2 separate regions of the Homo sapiens genome follow, and region 2 is linked to region 1. A link is a loop called in an ENCODE intact Hi-C map of the cell type or tissue named here. Cell type or tissue: Calu3. All regions are shown on one strand.

Region 1 (8,000 bases):
CCAGCCTGCTCCACCCAGAGAAGCACACTGTGTGAGAACCAACGGGAAAGAGCTTGAGCTGCTGGAATCTATTCCCTATGAATTCATGCATAATAGGTGTTAAAGAAATAAAATAAAAGACCTCTGGACTATTTAAAAAAAAAAAAAAAAAAAGGCCAGGCGCGGTGGCTCGCGCCTGTAATCCCAGCACTTTGGGAGGCCAGGGCGGGCAGATCACAATGTCAGGAGATCAAGACCATCCTGGCTAACACAGTGAAACCCCATCTCTACTAAAAATACAAAAAATTAGCCAGGCGTGGTGGCAGGTGCCTGTAGTCTCAGCTACTTGGGAGGCTGAGGCAGGAGAATGGCGTGAACCCGGGAGGCGGAGCTTGCAGTGAGCCAAGATAGCGCCACTGCACTCCAGCTTGGGTGACAGAGCGAGACACCGTCTCAAAACAAACAAACAAACAACAACAAAAAAAATTAAACCATGTAACCAATAGAGATGTGTGTGTGTGTGTGTGTGTGTGTGTGTGTGTGTGTGGTGTTGTGTGTGGTTAGGCAAGCAAAAACAACAAAAAGCAAGCAAACAATAAATCTAACATTTAGGATCAAAATATTATTTGAGGGAGATGCAATGGGATGAGACAAGAAAGGCACATGTAGATAAATATAGGTTACTTATTCTGATTGTTGGGTTGGATGTTTATTATATTATTGAATGGTATTGTGAATGGATCAAGGATGATGGCATATAAACACCCAAAGTTTATGGTTAACACAATTCTGTGCATCTGAAGTGCAGGAGAACAAGGTGGGAAGTAAAAAAGAAGAGTAGAAAAGAACACAGCATTATGAAGTCTGTGGCAGAAAACAATATAACTTTCTAGAGCATAAAAAAAAGGCCAATGTGAGCACGGCTGGAACTGGAGGACGTTATGTTAAGTGAAATAAGCCAGGAACAGAAAGTTAAACACCACATGTTCTCACACATATGTGGAAGCTAAAAAAAAAAAAAATGTTGAGCTCATAGAAGTAAAAAGTAGGACAGAGGATACCAGAGGCTGGGGAGGGTCATGGGAAGGGTGGGTCGGGGGCAGGATAGGGAGAGATTTGTTAAAGGACAAAATTACAGGTAGATAGGAGGAATAAGTTCTATTGTTCTATACCACTGTAGGTAATACATAGTTTCGAATAGCTAGAGGAGGAGGAGGATACAGAATGTTCCCAACCCAAGAAATGACCATTGTTTCAGATGATGGATATGCTAATTACCCTGATCTAATCACCATACATTATGTTTCAAAACAATACTATATACCCCCATGAATATGTACAATTATTATTTGTCAGTTTAAAGGTTTTTAAAAGATTAAAATTAAAAAAAAAAAGAAAAAAACCCGGCCGGGCGCCGTGGCTCACGCCTGTAATCCCAACACTTTGGGAGGCCGAGGCGGGCGGATCATGAGGTCCCGAGATCCAGACCATCCTGGCTACTTTCGTGTCTACTAAAAATACAAACAGGGCCTGTAGTCCCAGCTACTTGGGAGGCTGAGGCAGGAGAATGGCATGAACGCAGGAGGTGGAGCTTGCAGTGAGCTGAGATCGGGCCACTGCACTCCAGCCTGGGCGAGAAAAAAAAAAAAAAAAGAAAGGAAAGAAGAAAGAAAGAAAGAAAGAGAGAGAGAGAGAGAGAGAGAGAGAGAGAGAGAAAGAAAGAAAGAAAGAAAGAAAGAAAGAAAGAAAGAAAGAAAGAAAGAAAGAAAGAAAGAAAAAAGGCCGCCCGGTGCGGTGGCTCATGCCTGTAATCCGAGCACTTTGGAAGACCGAGGCGGGCGGATCACGAGGTCAGGAATTCAAGACCAGCCTGATCAACACAGTGAAACCCCATCTCTACTAAAAACACACAAAAAATTAGCCAGGTGTGGTGGCTGGTGCCTGTGGTCCCAGCTACTTGAGAGGCTGAGGCAGGAGAATTGCTTGAACCCAAGAGGCGGAGATTGCAGTGAACCAAGATAGTGCCACCCCACTCCAGCCTGAGCAACACAGTGAGACTCTGTCTCAGAAAAAAAAGAAAAAAAAACATTTTCTGTGTGCCTGACACATAGAAAATCAGCAAGATGTATCTCTCAGGGCAGACTCTCACTGACTCATCCCATAGAGGCTGTCATTCAAGCATTTATTAAATCATGATGTGAAATGCAACAGTCATAAATTCTGGAATGTTTAACCCATTTAGCACGGGGGAGGGTAGAAAAGTCACATAGTAGCACTCAATAAATGTTAGTTCACATCCCCTTTATAACTGTAAAGTTCTGCAAAGGCAATACTAGTGTTTATTTTCGTATGGAGAAATAAAATAGAACAAGCATGATATCATGAAAACAACACTTAAAATGAGAGTTCTAGCTTTGCCAATAACTAGCTGTATGATATTAGGAAAATTATTCTCACTGGACTCCATCTGTAGTAACTGGAGTTTGGTATATTGGAAATTTCCAAGTGAGTTCCACAAAACACTAATGTCTTTTAGGATGTTAATAGGAGCTAAATGAGAAAGAATCTGTGATCAAGTCCTATTTGTAAGTGGACTGAATGTTTGTGTCCCCCCCAGATTCATATTTTGAAGTCTTCACCTCCTGTATGGCTGTATTTGGAGATGGGGCCTCTAAGGAAGTATTTAAGGTTGAATTAGGTCATAAGGGTGCAGAACTGATCCAATTGGATTAGTGTCATTAATAGAAGAGACATAAGAAGAGCACCTCTCACTCTCTCCAATATCATCCTCCAAGAAAAGACCCTGTGAAGACAAAACAAGAAGGCAGGTATGTGTAAGCCAGGAAGAGAGCCTTCACTGGAAACCTAACAAGTCAGCACCTTGATCTTGAACTTCCAGCCTCCAGACTGTAAGAAAATTAATTTTTCTTGTTTAAGACCCTAGCCCATGATATTTTTTTATGGCAGCCCAAGCTGCCAAATACGGTTTTATGTATAACCCTTCTCAAAGATTTCTAATACTCGGAGAAGTTCTTTTTTTTTTTTTTTTTTTTTTTTTTTTTGAGACGGAGTCTCACTGTCGCCCAGGCTGGAGTGCAGTGGCGCAATCTCGGCTCACTGCAAGCTCCGCCTCCCAGGTTCACGCCATTCTCCTGCCTCAATACTCTAAGAAGTTCTACAGTGAAAAAAAAAAAAAAAAGAAAGAAAGAAAACAAGGGAAATTTATCTAATGTACTGCTTCTGAAACTTATTTGTCTATTAAACACTTTTTTAAAATCACCATCTTTTGAAACAGGGCTTGGGAAACACTAGCCAGGATTTTTCAGTTCTGTCAGTTCTGAAACTAGGATTCCTTCTAAAACCTATACGATGTAACTGATAAAGTTAGATTTAAACATGAGTGAGACTCCACTTATAAACTAGGTTATAACAAGGAAATTCAAAGGAGATTGTAAATGCAGAGGCAGCACAGTGAATGAAGTAAACACTTGAAAAACAGCATCATATGTCATGCGTGGTGGCTCATGCCTGTAATCCCAACATTTTGGGAGGCTGAGTTGGGCGGATCACCTGAGGTCAGGAGTTCGAGACCAGCCTGCCCAACATGGTGAAACCCCGTCTCTATTAAAAATACAAAACTTAGCCAGGTGTGGTGGCAGACACCTGTAATTCCAGCTACTCGGGAGGCTGAGACAGAAGAATTGCTTGAACCCAGGAGGTGGAGGTTGCAATGAGCCGAGATCGCACCACTTCACTCCAGCCTGGGAAACAGAGCTCCATCTCAAGAAAAAAAGAAGGAAGGAAGGAAGGAAGGAAGGAAGGAAGGAAGGAGAGAGAGAGAGAGAGAGAGAGAGAGAGAGAGAGAAAGAAAGAAAGAAAGAAAGAAAGAAAGAAAGAAAGAAAGAAAAGAAAGAAAGGAAAGAAAGAAAGAAAGAAAGAAAGAAAGAAAGAAAGAAAGAAAGAAAGAAAGAAAGAAAGAAAGAAAGACCATCACTGCTTTGTGTGGAGACAGCTTCTGTGTTCTTTCAGGACAACTTGAGAAGTTTTACCAACAAAAACTCTCCTGGGATCTCCATTTGTTCATTCCATAAATATTGAGTGCTTACGGTGTGTCAGGGACTGTTCTAAACACTAGCATGATAGATGGCATCATGAGACACCAACGTGTGTCAGAAGAGAGCTCTCATTGCAAACACTAATTTGTACAGATTTTTAATTGCAGCATGAGCAAAAGTAGCTAGCAACTCTGCTAGTTACCAGCAGATGGCAGTAGCAGTCACTTCTTTACTGGCATTTTAGATTGGGAATGTGTAGAAGCACCACAACCTATCATCAGAACTACTCTGTGGTGTCAATGTGTGACTTAGGGACAGTTATCTAACCCGTCTGGAGTGAAGCTTCCCTATTTAAATACTAGAGATAATAAAAGCACCTACCTCTTAAGTTGTCTCGAGAGTTACATGAGATAAAACACTTGAAGTGCTTTATCTTCAACATGAAGGAAGGGTTAATAAATGCTAGTTATTACTTAGTATGGTTGATACTGTTTTTTTGCCATTTGACAAAATGTCAATTATCCAAAAGAGGAAGAGAAGCAGATGGCTAAAAGTTGTATTGCTTCATAGAGCAATAACAATATCAGCAATAAAGGAAAAGAAAATCTAAATATCTAAAAATATAACAAAGGGTGCAATACAATCTTAAGGTAATCGCTAGAAAGAAAGCAAAAATCTGAGCAGGTTTTTAAATTAGTACTTTTCCAACAGGTCACTTTTAAAGTATTTTGACTGTCTGATAACTCCCTACCTGCGCTGACTCAACATAATTGTGAATTATTTGTAAATTTCCTATTCATCAAAGATGCAGCAGATTTGCGAACAGAGTTTCTAGCTAGATAGCCAAGGGAATCATGGGGCTATTAGACAGCTAACTTTTTTTCTTAAGCTTATTGTTTATTGGAACCAAAGATAAGTTGTTTCAAGGCTAGGACCTCCGGAATGACTCAGTTAAAATGAGCCAGAATTCAGAATTTAGAAGCCTCAGAGCCAGCTTACCTCACTTCTTAAAAATATTTGGAGGAAAACACTAGGGAACTGAGTTGTAATGGGGAGGTGGGTAAGAGGAGTAAAACCCTCTTATATACCCTTGAGAGCTGTTTGAACAGCAAAGATTCCCAAAACAGGGACAAACTATTTCTAGGGATAATCTATATATGCAAATATAACTGTTTATTGAATGAATTCGTCCATATGGGAACGATTATGATGCTTCAGGACATGGATGATTTCACTACAATCTCAAGAGTTCAGTTAAAGAGGAAAACTTTCCATCTGCAATCCAAAACATCCCACACTTTTCTCTAGTAACAAATAGGGAGGTCTCAAAAGACAAGTTATCCTTTTTAGGAGATCTCCACAGCCTGAACTAATGAGCAACTGAACAATAATAATCTCATTTTTATGACAATTCATGTGACGACATTGAACAATGGGAAAATAGGAGATAAGCAATGCTGATGAAATGTGTCAGTGGCTTAGCATCATTGATGGCTATTATTATTTTTACTTCTTATGTGGCCAGATTTTTTAAACAGAAAATTTGGAAAGATTTCTCAGACTGCTATTTTCTCTTTTTAGGTTGACTTATTTATTGCCCCCACTTCAGAAATTACTTTTTGAAATTGCCCCAGATATCAGGTTCCAGAGGACAGAAGCAAACAACAAAGGTTAATCCTGAGTATACAGATATTAATAAAAATAGAAAAGAAATGTGAAAAATAAGTACATTCACTAATAAAAGTAGTTTAGTATTCTTTTTGTGATTGATCAATATGCTAAAAATACAACACACACACACATACACAACAAAGTTAGTAAAACTAAACAAAAACACGTATCGCCCATCATTCAGCATTCACAATACAATGATTTGCTGAAATTTCTCTTAATTTTTTCTATGTTTTATGCCAACTTTATTGTGGTAGCAGATTGTGGTATATTCCCTCCCCTAGAGCATGGAAGGGACCTGTAAATATGATGGGATCTTTCATTATTAGGTTGTGTTATATGTAGTACAGATGACTTTAAGAAAGAGGGACTAGGGTGAGGAGGAAAGGGAGGGAGAGAATTAACCTAATGCATGCAGGGCTTAAAGCCTAGATGACAAGTTGATGGGTACAGAAAACAACCATGGCACTTGTATACCTATGTAACAAATCTGCACGTTCTGCACATGTATCCCAGTACTTAAAGTTAAATAAATAAATAAATAAATAAATAAATAAAGAGAGAGAGAGAGAGAGAGAGAGAGAGAGAGACTAGCCAGGTGCAGTGAGTGGCTCACGCCTGCAATCCCGCACTCTGGGAAGCCAAGGCAGGCAGATTGCTTGAGTCCAGGAGTTTGAGACCAGCCTGAGCAATGTAGTGAAACCCTGTCTCTACTAAAAATACAAAAATGTTAGCCACGCATGGTGGTGTGCACCTGTAATCCCAGCTACTCAGGAGGCTGAGACAGGAGAATCACTTGAGCCTGGGAGGTTGAGGCTGCAGTGAGCCAATATTGTGCCACCGCACTCCAGCCTGGGCAACCACAGTGAGACCCTGTCTCAAAAAAAAAAAAAAAAAAAAAAAGAGAGAGAGAGAGAAAGAGAGACTATACTTGGTGGTCCTGACCTGTCCAGGTGAGTCCTTAAAAAGGACAAGTCTCTTTCTGGTGAAAGAGGTTAGAAGCATGAGAGGAGTTTGATGCAAGAGAGATTCTAGCTTTGCTCACTTTGAAAATGGAAAGGGGCCACATGCCAAGGAAAGTAAGCTGGCCCTCGGAGCTGAGAATGGGCCCTGAGTGACAGCCAGCAAGGAAACAGAGATTTCAGTTCCATAATCACAAGGAACTAAATTCTGTCAACATCCTGAATGAGGTACAAAGCAGATTCTTCCCAATAACCTACAGAAATAAACATTTCTAGTAATATATATATCATTCTGAGAGTTATTTTATCTTTTCTGATTTCCAAAAATAGAATCCCCATGGAATCTGAGGTTAGACAACTGTATGCCTCCTGTTACCACAAGTACACACTCTTTTGTGTCTAGATTTCTTTTTCTTAGCATAATGTTTTTGAGATTCATCCATATTGCCATATATAATATTAGTTCATTTCGTTTTATTGCTGAGTGTTTCTCTCTCTTTATTTTATTTTATTTATTTTTTTGAGACAAGATCTCACTCTGTCACCCAGGCAGGAGTACAGTGGTGGGATCATGGCTCACTGTAGTCTCGACCTTCTGGACTCAGGTGAGTCTTCCATCTTAGCTTCCCAGGTAGCTAGGACTACAGGCACACACCACCATGCCCAGCAAATTTTTTTTTTTTTTTTTTTGAGACGGAGTCTTGCTCTGTAGCCCAGGCTGGAGTGCAGTGGTGCCATCTTGGCTCACTGCAAGCTCTGCCTCCCAGGTTCACACCATTCTCCTGCCTCAGCCTCCCGAGTAGCTGGGACTACAGGTACCCACCACCACACCTGGCTAATTTTTTGTATTTTTAGTAGAGACGGGGTTTCACCGTGTTAGCCAGGATGGTCTCCATCTCCTGACCTCGTGATCCGCCCTCCTCGGCCTCCCAAAGTTCCGGGATTACAGGCGTGAGCCACCATGCCTGGCCTGCTTAGGATTTTCTATGTATACAGTCATGCCATCTTCAAATAAGACAGGCTTTTCTTCCTTTCTGCCCATTATGTCTTTCATTTCTTATTCTTGCCTTATTAGTATTGCTAAGACTTCTAGCATAATATTGAGTATAAATAGGAAGAGTAGATACTCTTGTCTTGGTTCTGATTTAAGGAGGGAAGCATAAGGGGGACTAAATGCTTCCACCAGTAAATATAACATTACTTATAGGTTTTCCATAGATTCAATTTATTAATTTGAGGAAATTCTCCTCTATCCTAGTTAATGAGAGTTTTTATTTTGAATGGATGTTGAATTTTGCCTTATGGTTGTTTGTGTGTGTAAAGAGATAATTGA
Region 2 (8,000 bases), 45 kb after region 1:
ATACTATTGTGAACATTACTGTATGGCTGAACATTGCTGTATCTGAGTTCCTTCTTTCAGTTCTTTTGAGTATATACCTAGGAGTGGAATTACTGGATCATATGGCAGTTCTGTGTTTAACCACCTGTTTCCTGCAGTGCCTTGGCTTTTTTTTTTTTTTTTTTTGACGAGTCTCATTCTTGTCGCCTGGGCTGGAATGCACTGGCACGATCTCGGCTCACTGCAACCTCTGCCTCCCCAGTTCAAGTGATTCTCCTGCCTCAGCCTCTGGAGTAGCTTGGCTTACAGGCGCCTGCCACCACGCCTGGCTAATTTTTTTGTATTTTTAGTAGAGACAGGTTTTCACCATGTTGGCCAGGCTGGTCTCGAACTCCTGACCTCAGGTGATCCGCCTGCCTTGGTCTCCCAAAGTGCTGGGATTACAGCTGTGAGCCACCGCGCCCGGTCGCCCTGGTCCTTTTGAAACTGGGCAGTAATACCTGTGCTTGTAAGAGTGTTTACAAATATTTATCAGCCTTTTGGAACTTTAAATTAGAAAAGTGAACAGACTGTATTTGTTAGCACTTTATATACTTACATTATGTCATGGAACTTATTATTCGTGTTTCCTGAATGTCTGTTGTTTGGATACCTGTGTGTGTTTCCTACTCTATTAGAAATTCCTTGACCTGATCTGCAGTTCTCCATCTTTGTCCACCTTTTTTGTACCTTGTACTCAATAAATGTTTGTTGATAAATTGATTAGATGTGCAACATATTCTAAAGTATTATTTTTAAAAAAGAGATCCATTTACAAGAAGCACATTGGAATTATTTCCAGGTTTTGTTTTGCTAAAGTTAAGATCTGACATTATTTGTTAATTTCTCTTGGTTATGGAATGAAAAGTATTCCCACTGTTAAAAATAAATGTTAGATGTAGGAAGTAAACAGAGATGTATTTAGACATTGGGGAAAGGCTTCCACTGGGATCTGAAATATTGTGGGAAGAGAATCGCTATTGTTAGAGTAGTTCTGTGCCGTGTTAGTCTTTATTTTGTTTAGATACTGCTTTTTTGGGGGACCACTCTGCAGGCATCTAAATCTGAAGTGTAAGCCTCTTTTTTGATAAATGAGGGATAGCTAAAAGATGGGTTATTTTGGTTATTGGTTTTGCTTTTAATAGATAACCAGAATTTTTACCTCTTGGGAGAGAATGTTATCTACTTATTTATAGCAAGCAAGTGTTGTTACGGCAGGTGGCTGTGGATGTTGGCATTCAAATGGCACTGATAAGACTTTAAACAAGGTAGCCATCCAGTTATGCTTAGGCTAAAAAATGGCTGTGTGCAGATTAGGCTACATATTTCACATGGATATAAAGTTCTACTTTTATTAACAAACATAACAGTGCATTGCTTTTGTGTTTTTAGTTTCTCTTAGCCCTTATTTCTTGTCTCTTTTGGTGGCTTGCTGTTGTCTATAGCTGAGCTGAAACTTTCTGTGCAGGAATTAAGCTTAAAATATCAGTTTGTAGTCAGCTGTGGAGTATGATAAAACTTTGAGCAACACAGTTTCCAACAACACCCCTTTGTCACTGTGCCTGAGAAAGCTCTTATTAATAGAATTTCATGTGAGGTTCCGTGAGAAGGACTATTGTACAACCATTTTTTTTTTTTTTTTTTTTTTGAGATGGAGTCTCCCTTTGTCACCCAGACTGGAGTGCAGTGGCACGATCTCGGCTTACTGCAACCTCTGACTCCCAGATTCAAGTGATTCTCCTGCCTCAGCCTCCCGAGTAGCAGGGACTACAGGCGCGTGCCACCACACCTGGTTAATTTTTTGTATTTTTCATAGAGATGGGGTTTCACCTTGTTGGCCAGGCTGGTCTCGAACTCCTGACCTTGTGATCCACCTGCCTTGGCCTCCCAAAGTGCTGGGATTACAGGCGTGAGCCACTGTTCCGGCCATTTTTTTTTTTAACAGTGAAACAGGGAAACATAATATTTTTCTTACTTTAAAAAATCCTTCAGTTTATAATCATCAGGAGTATTGGATATCTTTTAAGTGAAGGTGGAAGTTCACTTAATAAAAAAGGAAGCTCATTTTTCCTTCTTTGAATGGTTAACATGGGAGTACCCCAAGGTGGAAGCTTTACATGACTGAGAAAGCCCATCCACTCATTGTCATAGAATCAACTATTAATTCAACAAATACTTATGGAGCCTTTGCCATGCCTATGAGCCTTGTGCTAGAAGCCAGGGATAAGTAAAATAAATTCTGCACCTGCCTCCTGCAACTTAGTCCAATTTCCAGGTCTCCCTTAGATTTTTCTCTGTTTTAATTTTTATTTTGAAAATGGAGACAGGGTCTCACTATGTTGCCCAGGCTGGTCATGAACTCCTGGGCTCAAGTGATCCTCCCGCCTAGGCCTCTTAAAGTGCTGAGATTACAGGCATGAGCCATCACACCTAGCCTCTCTCTTAAAACAACTTTATTAAAGATGTAATTCAGGCTGGGTGTGGTGGCTCACATCTGTAATCCCAGCACTTGAAAATTACTTGAAGTTGGGAGGTGGAGGTTGCAATGAGCTCAGATCATGCCACTGCACTCCAGCTTGGGTAACAGAGCAAGAGTCCCTCTCAAAAAAAAAAAAAAAAAAAAAAGTAATTCACATACCATACATTTCACCTGTTTAAAGTGTACAATTCAGTGGCTATTAGTATATTCACAGAGTTGTGCATCTATTACCAGAATCAATTTTGAGCCTTTTTTTTTTTTTAACCCCAAAAAGAAACCTCTTCCCTTTAACACTTATCCCCAGTCCACCTATCCTTCTCAGCCCTTGGCAACAGCTAGTCTACTTTCTGTCTCTATGGACCGGCCTAGTCTAGATATTTTATATAAATGGAATTATATAATATGTGGCCTTCATGTCTGGCTTATGTCATTTAGCATAATATTTTCAAAGTTCTTCCATGTTGTAGCATGGGTTAGAACTTCATTCTTCTTTTATTATGGTTGAATGATATTCCACTGTATGAATATACCACATCTTTTTTTTTTTTTTTTTTTTGGAGACAGAATCTTGCTCTGTTGCCCAGGCTAGAATGCAATGGCACGATCTCGGCTCACTGCAAGCTCCGTCTCCTGGGTTCAAGGGATTCTCCTGTCTCAGCTTCTCGAGTAGTTGGGATTACAGGTGCACGCCACCGCACCCGGCTAATTTTTGTATTTTTAGTAGAGGTGGGGCTTCACCTCCTTGGCCAGGCTGGTCTTAAACTCCTGACCTCATGATCCACCCGCCTCTGCCTCCCAAAGTGCTGGGATTACAGGAGTGAGCCACCCCGCCGGGCCACATCTTTTTTTAATCTATTCCTTCACTAATAGATTGTGGGTTGTTTCCACCTTCTCACTATGTGAGTAATGCTCTTATGAGCGTGCATACAAGTTTTTGTGTGGGCATATGTGCTCAAGTCTCTGATCCCCTAGATGTCTTGCCTATCCTACAGATCCAGGCCTACCACAAAAAAGTGTAGAAGGATCATATACCATGAGAACATAAAGGAGGGACATGTAGACTTAATTAGGGAGTCAGGGAAGGCTGCCCCTGAGGCCACCATATCCAAGCTGCGGCTTGAGAGATAGGTTGAATAGAAAAGTTTTTCAAACTGCAGCTGATCACCCATTAGTAGGTTGTGAATTCAGTTTAGTGAATCATGGCCAGCATTTTTTAGGAGGTGAACTAAAATAGAATAGTAGATGTTAGAGGACATTCCATGTGGTAAGGGTAAGTATTGTTGCATGAAATTTATTTTCAGTAGCTATATGAGCGCATCTAGCAAATTGTGACGTAAGAAGTATTCTATATTCCGGGTTGCAATCAGAAAAATATGAAAGCCACTGCTCTAGGGATTTTTTAAAAGGAGATTATTTATTAATCTGGAGCTTTAAATATGGTTCCACTAGAAGATTGGAGAGATACAGGAGAGAGAAGAACCTAGAAAGCTGAAGATCCTTTGAAAGCTTAAAGTTCTGTGATTTCTACACTTTTAAAATGATTCATTTATTCAACAAATATTAAAATATTTACCATAGGCCTAGATTGCACTAAATTCTGGGAGCATATGTAAGATTTGTGTGATTTTGTTTTTTTTGTGATCTGGCAGAGAAGATGTACAAGCAATTAAAATGACTTCTATAAAACATGGTGGGTTGAGGCCGGGTGCGGTGGCCAAGGTGGGTGGATCACCTGAGGTCAGGAGGTTGAGACCAGCCTGGCCAACATGGTGAAATTCCATCTCTACTAAAAATACAAAAAACTGGCCGGGTGTGGTGGTGGGCGCCTGTAATACCAGCCACTCGGGAGGCTGAGGCCAGAGAATTGCTTGAACCCAGGAGGCGGAGGTTGCAGTGAGCCAAGATCGTGCCACTGCACTCCAGCCTGGGTGGCAGAGCAAGACTCTTGTCTCAAAACAAAACAAAACACAAAAAAAACCATGACGGGTTGAACGCATAAGTACCTTTAGTTTTTCCAAAATGTCTCTAAAATGAAATAAAATAAATAATGAAATAAAAAAGACACAGGCACCTCAAAGGTAGGAGAATAGGAGAGGAGATCACAGCAGTTAATTGCCATCAAGATGTCTTTGGAAGGAGTCACTGACTAAGCTGACTGGCTTAGTCACTGACTGGCTAAGCAGAGGAAGCTGGACTCTAAGGATCTCAAAGAGGATATCAGTAAGTGAGCCAGTTAGCTCCATAAAACTCCAGAAAAGTTCAGGATTTGGAAGCTCTAGGTCTTGCATAAGGCTGTAGGATATATAGAGCGGGGGAAAAAAAGAGCATTAGATGGAGATCTGTAAAAGCTGTTAAGCCCCAGTTCCCACCCCCACCCATCAGATCCAGGTGCTTGCCCCTCCTCTCACCCTGAAGGTTCTATTGTGAAAAGCTGTAAATCATTAGCCATCCATCCCCCCAACCTGCAAAGGTACACACCTAATAGATATGATACACACCCATCAGAAACAATGGCACACTTAGTTTAGAAGGGAAAAGTGGGCATACCCTTGTGGGTGTGTCATGATCTTAGAGGGCCAGGGGATAAGTAGTTTGAAAGTGATCTCCAAGGTGATTTTGAAGACACAATTCTCCCATCCCACTCTCGATTACTAGCCACTGATTTTGTCTCAGGAGGCATTAGCCGCCTGTCAAACTGCTGGGACATTATTTTTCTCTTAGTCAATAAAAGTAGTTTGACATCCATCACATATAGCATTTGCTAGGTCTTGTGGGAGGCAACGATTACAACAAAAGGGTAAAATATTGTCCTGTGCTCATGGAACTTCAAATCTAGTTATTGGTGATTATATACATTCTAAATTAAACACTTTCAAAATAAGACATCTTGTCAAGGTGAAGGATTAAAAACCTTTTTGTCCTATCCTGTCTATATTTCCTCTCACCCCCTCCCATCTGGGTGTGCTCAGATAAACTTTAGAGCACCCAAGGTTTATAGAACTCCTGACAGCGACCTCACCAAAGGCTGGACTTCCTATTTGTCATAAACTTGTTGAAATTTTGTTTGACTGCTTTAGTACAGGAGTATATTCCCCAAGACAAGAGACCTGAGAGCTTTTCCCTGGTTAAGATACCAAGGATGATTTCCAAATTTTAGACATCCTTCCCCTTGTTCCACCAATTTTTTTTTTCTTCTGGGAAAATAGCCAGGATGATTGCAAAACATAAGCTTGTAAAAAGGCAAAACTCCATGGATGTAAGAAAGTAAATTTCTTGAGGGCCACACCCATGATAACGCTGGAATTTTCATTTAATTCCTAACTCATTTTTTGTTGTTTTTGTTTTTTTAAACTCAAATGTGTCTCTTTAATTGAGGTCACTTACTTGGTTGGGAGATTAATATTCTGGTGGGGAAACTTTCTTTTTAGAGTTTATATTGTTTTATTCCTTCAGTCACTCAGTATTACTAATGGGGTAGCTTTTGGAATTTTCCATCCCCCCCACTTTCAGATTACTTTTGTCTTTTTTTTTTTCCCTGAGAAATTAGTGAAAACAGTTTGAAGTCTTGCCACGTTGTAAGGAGATTTGCATTATTTAAGGAAACAGCTGGCAGATCTCTATAATGCCCCACCTCTGTTCTGCCAGTGCCTAAAATTTCCTTTGCATGACTCAGTTAAAAAAAAAAAAAAAAAAAAAAAAAACCAGAGGAGGGGAACGAGTGGAGAGAAGAAACCCTTGTTTCCCTTTCTGAGTTGTAAAAAGCTTTTATCAAGGTTTACATTTAGTCATGCTTCTGTCCTCTAGTGGATGGCAGCATGTGATGAACTCAGAGAAACTCTTCTCCCAAATTGGCCAGTAAGAACTCTGCAAAAACTGTGGATGAGCTGAGCTTACCTCCCATAATTTTATTTTGAAAATAAAAAATTTTCCCCACATAGTAAACACAGTTATCTTCACGAGTGTGGGAATGATTAAGAAAAAAAAACCAAGCTTAGATTTTGCAAGATGGGTGACCTGAAGTTTTGCCTAGAGGGAGAGAAGGGTCTCTTCCTCCTTTCACTCTGTTCTTGACAGCGCCTGCAGCCTGCCCTGGAAGAACGGGTTTCTTCTTCAGATAGAAAGGAATTGCTGGCTCTTCTGCCAGCCTTGCCCATAGGCCTGGCTGTTTCCCTGATGCACCTTCCCTGCTCAAGTTGCTATCCTTATCATTTTATATTTTTGTGCCAGTATAGATTTGGTCCTATAAGGCTGCAGATACATAGTGGGCAGAAAGATGGGGGGATGAGAGCACTGAGCCTACAACCTATTTGGAGGGACTCTGGGCAGCATGAGGATGAGGGGCAGGGCCAGGGCCACCGCTAACTAGTTAGCAGTCAGGCAAATAGTCAAGGACAGAGACCTTGTATACATTAATAGTGCCAGCATTTTAAAGATCTTTACCCAGGGAAGGCTGTATATATACAGTTATTTGGGAGAAACCAGAAATGGTGTATTTAAAAAAATTGGATGCCTTAAACTTCCAAATAAATGCGTTTTAGAGCTCACTTATCTGGAGGTTGGCCTATAACATTCCCTCTCTGATGTCTTGCCTTTCAACTGTTTTTTTTCACTTCTCAGAGTGGGCATGAGAAACCACAGGATGTAGAAACATGGAGTCAGTTTTGCTAAAGCAGGCCCTCATGAGACTTGGAAGGGAAGAGGTGATGAGTCCAATGAGAGTTTAAAATTAGATGTTCAGTTATTGATTCTATGTTTTCTTTGTAGTCAGTCTTTTTCTAATTAAAGTGGGTAAGACATTTGAATATAGGGAGATAAATGTGCTATGTTAAAGGATATAAAAAAATCCTGGAGGAAGTCTGAACTCTAAACTCTTTGGCAAGTCTTTCTGCCTGAATTTTGAAGCAAACTTAAAGATTATATATGTGGCTGGGCCTAGTGGCTTATGCTGTGGCTCCTGACCTTGTGATCCACCCACCCGCCTCGGCCTCCATCCCAGCACTTTGGGAGGCCGAGGCGGGTGGATCACGAGGTCAGGAGCCCAAGACCATCCTGGCCAACATGGTGAAACCCTGTCTCTACTAAAAATACAAAAATTAGCTGGGTGTGGTGGCACGTGCCTGTAGTCCCAGCTACTTGGGAGGCTGAGGCAGGAGAATTGCTTGAACCCGGGAGGCAGAGGTTGCAGTGAGCTGAGATCACACCACTGCACTCCAGCCTGGGCGACAGAGCAAGATTCTGTCTCAAAAAAAAAAAAAATTATATATATACACACCCCCACACACAATACATACATACACATATATACGTATACATACACATACATATATATGTATGTATACATTCACACATGCACTTATATATTCACAATGATAGTTAAGCTAGTTTTTGCCCTCCTTATCAGTATGTCACATATCCATGTTGTTTCCTGGTATATCCAGCTGTTTCCTTAATGAGACTGCCTCCATCTTTCAGATATTTACCAACAGTTGAGTATATACTTGGC

What was found. Hi-C counts contacts between places; a loop is a spot of excess contacts. Peaks named below come from ENCODE experiments on the same cell type or tissue, not always from the same donor. Only the 100,000 strongest peaks of a DNase experiment are listed, where the experiment ranks them.
Region 2: it touches region 1 in a loop (2.0-fold over the local background); 9 of 110 quality-filtered maps call a loop at or near these places.

What each region holds. Positions count from the first base shown.
Region 1 is chr6:25,261,628-25,269,627 of GRCh38, forward strand. It overlaps the pseudogene RPL21P68. Among named protein-coding and RNA genes, the nearest start is that of CARMIL1, 14 kb to the right of the region's middle. In Calu3, CTCF peaks have their summits at 4,243 (motif pointing right) and 4,442; a DNase peak (open chromatin) is centred at 4,254.
Region 2 is chr6:25,306,734-25,314,733 of GRCh38, forward strand. The region is part of intron 2 of CARMIL1 (capping protein regulator and myosin 1 linker 1); the gene reads left to right. Among named protein-coding and RNA genes, the nearest start is that of CARMIL1, 31 kb to the left of the region's middle. RefSeq lists an enhancer at 4,370-4,870. In Calu3, no CTCF peak of the experiment used is centred here; DNase peaks (open chromatin) are centred at 4,948, 5,511, 6,198 and 6,598.